2 separate regions of the Homo sapiens genome follow, and region 1 is linked to region 2. A link is a loop called in an ENCODE intact Hi-C map of the cell type or tissue named here. Cell type or tissue: gastrocnemius medialis. All regions are shown on one strand. Each heading gives the region's core, and the rest is flanking DNA. Links, peaks and the distances in the headings are about the cores only.

Region 1 (2,917 bases), core at 319-2,818, 120 kb before region 2:
TAAAGGCACTAAAATTCCATTGCTTTGATTCTTTCAGATAAAGCAGTAGCCATCTATCTTTAAAGAGTTCATGTCCTTCCTCCCTTGCGATGGGGTCAGAAAACTCTTTTCACGAACATCTGATATTTGTAGGAAGGAGTGTAATCATTTAGTTTCTTTCTCCCCGGAGGGTGCTGTCACATTTTTCTGCGGAGAAGCTGCCACACAGCTGAGGTTCAGGGTCTTGCCCAGGGTCACACTGTGCGACAAGGTTAGAATAGGGTTATCATTTACTGTGTGTGCCCACTCTCGGTTTGGTTCACTGGTTCACTCTGCTTGTAATCACGGCAGCCCATGGAAACAAAATCGAGAAAATGTGATGCCAGACAGTAGCCAGAGATTTCAGAAGTGGATAATCATCTGTTCTCACTGTGTCTCTTAGAAGCAGCATCATGTAACAGAGACAGTTGGGCCTCACTATCTCCTGGACCAAGACTGTAACTAATAAACCACTTCAGGCACACAATCTGCCCAGCTTCCATTTCGTTATTTTAAAATGTGTGAGATGTATGTGCAACGGGTTCCCCTTTGTAGTCTATCTTGTAGGGAAATGGACACTCTCTCACCCCACTGGTGAGTAAGAAAACTGTTACAACTTTTCTTGAGGGCAATTTGGCAATATTGTTCAAAAGCCCTTAAAATGGGAACTGTCCCAGAAGTTGCACGTTAGGAACAGACAATAAATAAGATGGGCATCAAGTTTTATGCACAAAGATGTGCATCCAAGCATCACCTTTTGTAGCAGACTTTAGAAACAACTTAAATGTCCAACAGCAGTGTAATGATTAAATAGGATCTGGTTAAAATTGCAGAATGGAACTCTATGCAGTCATTAAAAATGATGATGCAGAACAGGAGTTGGCAAGCTATAGCTCATGGGCCACGGTAGCCTGCAAATTTTATGGGAGAACAGCCACACCCATCATTTACATACTGTCATGGCTGTTTTTTGAGCTACTACAGCAGCTGTGCAGCTGTGACAGAGTCTATATGACTCTCTTTTACATCTCTTACTATCCTTTTAATATTTATTCGATTTTTTCCTTACCCCTGGAATATTATGACAACTTTGATTATTAGACCAAAATCTTACAGTGATGTTGGTTGCAATACACAGTGTTTCTTCAAAAACAGCCCATCTAATATGTTAGCCAACACTTCAGTCTTAAACATAAGGATTCGCCATTCCTCATTCAGCTGGCCTGCTAGGAGCAACTATAATCAAACTGCCTGCAACCAACATTGGGAGTGGTGGCACGTAGCCTTTCTTTCCTCTTTCCCCACTGTTGACGTCCACCCTTTCTTCTCTATTTGGCTAACCCTGAGGAGAATAGAAAAAATTGCATAGAGGACAGGAAAGATGGCAAAGAAGGACAGAAACATTCTTACGCAAACTGGTGCTTTCAAAAGATGGCTTCACAACTTCTGGCCTTGGCAGATTGACTCATTGTTGGGTACATGTGTGTTTTGTTTCTTTACAAAGCCAAAATGTGATGGAACATCCCATGATGCAGACAATTCATTTTACTCCAGCTGTACTCCACTTTCTTTTCCTGTGGTCTTCCACGTGGAGTGTCTCTATCTGAGTCCCCTGTCCAGCCCTTTTTAAGGGTATCCTGTTGAGCAGGATTTGAAATGTTTCACATTTGGCTTAATCCTCCACCTCCACCCTGATGTCCTGCAGTAAATATTCACGCACATTTCAGCTTGACACACTCTAGGCAAGCAGCTCACCCCAGTGTGGCAACAGTTCTTTTTTTGCTTCACTAGCTAACCAGCTGGATGACTCATCTCTGCCTTTAGATTTTCCAGGTGGATGTTGGACATTGGCACATTCTGCTCACCAAACTCCTGCGTAAGCATAGCAAGACCCAGAGTTTCCTTGACACCCTCTCTCACATGCACAAGGGGAGAGGCAGCTCCTCTCTGCCTCCCTTTCTGAGAGGCAGTGAATCGGTGAAAACAACAGCATAGCCCACTCCCAGCAAGTGCTCCTCACAAAATTCCAACTGCCCATTCTTTACTGGTGAGTTTTCTAAACAGGTTTCCTCCATGACAATTTTCTCTACTTGCTGTCTTAATAGGAGATTTTTGTTTCCCCCCACCTGTATTTTTAATGGACACATATACCTTTCTGATAAAAATATGTAAAATATTCTGTTCGTTTTTAAAATGTCATATTCAAGTCTGTGGCCATCTTTTGTTCTTAATATTCACGTCTATAAAATGGGCTAGAAAACAGCATCATTGCTCAAGGTGTAAAGCTATTGGTTTATCTAGCTGAAAAGGTGTGCAAGGACTATTGAAAAAAGAAATGTTCATTCAGAAACATGGGCTCTTTTATTTTGTACATATCTTACAGCATAGGATTTTTTCCCCTGGTGTATATGCAAAGATCAGCCTCAGCTGAAAAAAAAAAACACATATGCCCCTAACTTACTGCTTGCTTCCAACTCGAGCTAATTACTTGAACAGCACCTTTCACGGGAAAAAAAGCTGACACAAGAAACTGGACAAGGTCTGTGTCTCAAGTGCTCTGAGGAGAGAGCAGTAAGTAAGGTGTTCTGCACAGCTCAATAATTTGCACCACAGGAAAGCCATCCTTCCAAGGGCAGGCAATATGTCTGCAGTATCCTCCTGGAGGAAGGAGGGCCAGGAGCTCATCTTTATGGCTTGAGGCTTGAAAGCTGCTTAACTGGGCGGAACGCCACCTCCTTGCCATCAAAGCTGTCCACCTGGCAGTGAATCTCAATGAGACAGCTGACTGGCTCAGCAGACAAGTTGCCTTGCCAAGGGGATGAGAACTTAACCAGAAGGTCTTTCAGGAAATGTGTTTAGGATGTGGGGGATGAAGAGGAAGAGAAGGAGCAATTCATCC
Region 2 (2,917 bases), core at 326-2,825:
GAGGTCTAGTTCTTGTGTGGGCCTGTTGATTTCTCTCCTCTGGCCACATAACGGGCCTTTAATCCCAGCCACCTGGCCACCATTTAAAATGCGCTGTGAAGAGACTAGATATCAAAATGCTATAGATGACTTTGTAAAATCCATTCTAATAACACACCAAAAAACTGCCTAAAGTGAAAATACTGCTATCCTTGATTAGTGCCATCATCTTCACATGAGAAAAACAAGGTTATACAAAATTTCTAAGTCAAATCGCTACTGGAGCCCAGAGAGCACAGCACAATACTTTGTTTATGACAGGACCACAGTGGAGCAGCTTGCTACTTGTGGATATACATCCAGCTTTGGAGAACTCTGGTTATCATATTTTACCAAACATGGTTGTTGCAAAAACCATGATGTCCCCTCACCCACTGATAGAAATAGATTTTTTTTTTAATTTTCTCTAACTAATATGTAGGAAATGGGCTTTTTTCCTTTAGCTCCATGGATATATCAGTGTTGGGAGTAATGGAAATATTCATTTCAGCATAAAATTAGAGTTTAAAAGGTCAGTTTGAGATGTTTACAACAAACAAGTTAGAAAGAGGCAAACAAGAAACAGAAATTTTCTTTTTTAATAGGGAGAAAAAAATTACACTGATAATTGCCTAAAAATTATATTCATTTTCCAAGTGAATAAATGAGGCTTATTTGATATCACACGAGTACATAGTATTTCTTCTCAAAAACGCTTAAATTTTATATTTTAAAAATATGCACAAATATAATGGAATCAAAGTAGTTTAAGACTGTAAACATTTTAACCTGAAAATACTTCAGTTTAAAATCCTAATTTGAGAAGTCCTTTCTCCACATGGTTGTATACCTTGAAGGAAACTGTGAACACAGGTCGCAAACCAGTCTCTGTCCTGGAAATGAGTGAGTGATATTGATCTATACCCAGTCACTGATTATGCGAAGTCTCTAATGACACCTTCACAGCTTTTATAATCCAGTGGTCCAACAAAGCATGAATTTCAAATACTTTACAAAATCTTCCCTCCTGAGCATCTCTTTTTTTAATTAAAGAATAAAAGGAGTGATTGTTCAACATGATTTCAATGAAAATGAAGACTTGAATTTGTGGGTGTGTGCAATGTTGAAAATCAAAAGGAAAAAGATGCAGCACAAAAAAATCCTTCGCACAACTAATCAGATGACAAAGGTTTTGATCAGCGCGCAAGAACCAAGTGCTTTTCTTTGCTAAACGTAAAACAACGTTTGTCCAAGACTACGATTTCATACAATGTGCTTCTCATCCCACCTTAAGTTGTTTCTCTTTTAAACACTAATTTTTGCTATCTACTGCTTCAACATTCAGAAGAGCCTGCCTCAGGAGGCACAAAAGCTCTGTAATGCTGGGTTAAAGCTGGCACTTTATCCTTAACTCACCTCATTAAGTCTGGATTTTATTCGTCCTCAAAGACGTGGCTTGGAGATAGAATTCTAACCCCCTTAAATTAGAATTTTCTGGCTTTTGTCACTTTAAACCAGATCCTTAATGTTATTAAAAGGTGGGCATGTTGTTGTTTTTCCCCTTTTGGGGGAAGGGGTAGGGAGAAGAATTTAATGTTATTTTTAACGGAACTATCTTGTTAACCTTGGGGGACATCCCCGGAGCTGAAACCCATTGGAGTAATAATAGCTCAGCGACTCACTCCCTGCAGACAGCTCTGCCGAGTCAGTCTGGAAAAGCTCTTTAAAAGCACAGTCTCTGCTGGCCCTTTTCTTTTGGTTTCTGTGGAATTTTTCTTGGTAACAATTTTTAGCTGAGGGGGTTATGGACAATTGTAAACTGGAAGCATTGAAAGGAGGAGGTGGGGAGGGAGGCTGCTTGCTGCACTAATTAAAACAAAGCCTGCTTGTATAAACTGCATCCCCCCTGGTGCAAAGGGGCAAACAGCACAAGGGCCTCTCAGAGCACACAGCTCTGGATACTGCAGGGACTTATATTTTTAAATACAATTAAAAGTAATGCCCCTTTGTTGATTATACTCTCCTTGCCAAACTTGAGGACGGCTGAAGCTGCCAAACATTTACTTTTAAATTTAGTGTGCCCAGCAGCCTTCCAAATGCTGTCAGTTTCACAGAAGGCAGGGCAGTCTGTGATTAACAGCTTCCCAAGATACCAGTAAGTTGCTTGGACAATATTTCAAATGGATGCTGGTTCTGACACTGAGGAGATCAAGCCGGAATTTGGTGTCACTTTGGGGTTTAGAAGGAGGTGGGATTGTTCTTACCTCTTGATAGTACACAAGTTTGAAAGTGGAAAACATTACCAAAGCAAACTCCTCAATTACACATGTGCAAGCAGCAGAGAGTATCTGGTCCAGACCTAACTAAAAAAAACTTGTCAAATGAAAGAGAAATGCACAAACATGCCTGTACTTTGTCCTCTGAATTTTAAAAGCATCTAATGTTACATAGCTCATGTGAACTTTAAAGCACGGCCATCCATGAAGGATTCCCTTTATGGTTTTAGTGGTTGTCCTCTTTCCTTGCTGTTCACAACTATGATTATTTTATAAACCCTTTTGTAGCTGGGTTTATTTGATTTAACCTTTTAAATGTAGCTTCGTTTCTGACAATACAGGAAATATAACGCCAAAAGAAACTCTGTAGAGAAGATGGATGAGAGAATCAGACACACAATTTGAAATGAGATGTCCTGGGAAGACAACAAACTTATTTGGGACTTTCTTGATTTTTCCAGTGTGACTGTCTATAAAGCTGAATGCCAAGTTTTGATTCCTAGGTTTTATGTGGTTGCATAGGTAACAAACTAATACTTGGCGAGGTGTTCTTTTTTTTTTCTTTCTGATGAAAAATGCAGGCTTGAAAAACAAGGTGCAGCATCCGTTTTCAATTAAAAAAA

What was found. A loop is a pair of places that touch in the nucleus more often than their neighbours do. Peaks named below come from ENCODE experiments on the same cell type or tissue, not always from the same donor. Only the 100,000 strongest peaks of a DNase experiment are listed, where the experiment ranks them.
Region 1: it touches region 2 in a loop (2.9-fold over the local background); 1 of 110 quality-filtered maps calls a loop at or near these places.

Annotation. Positions count from the first base shown.
Region 1 is chr9:13,728,187-13,731,103 of GRCh38, reverse strand. No RefSeq gene overlaps it. Among named protein-coding and RNA genes, the nearest start is that of LINC00583, 200 kb to the left of the region's middle. In gastrocnemius medialis, for the core only: no CTCF peak of the experiment used is centred there; DNase peaks (open chromatin) are centred at 1,843 and 2,753; H3K27ac peaks cover 1,784 bases.
Region 2 is chr9:13,607,161-13,610,077 of GRCh38, reverse strand. No RefSeq gene overlaps it. Among named protein-coding and RNA genes, the nearest start is that of LINC01235, 180 kb to the right of the region's middle. In gastrocnemius medialis, for the core only: no CTCF peak of the experiment used is centred there; a DNase peak (open chromatin) is centred at 1,697; H3K4me3 peaks cover 1,497 bases; H3K27ac peaks cover 1,781 bases.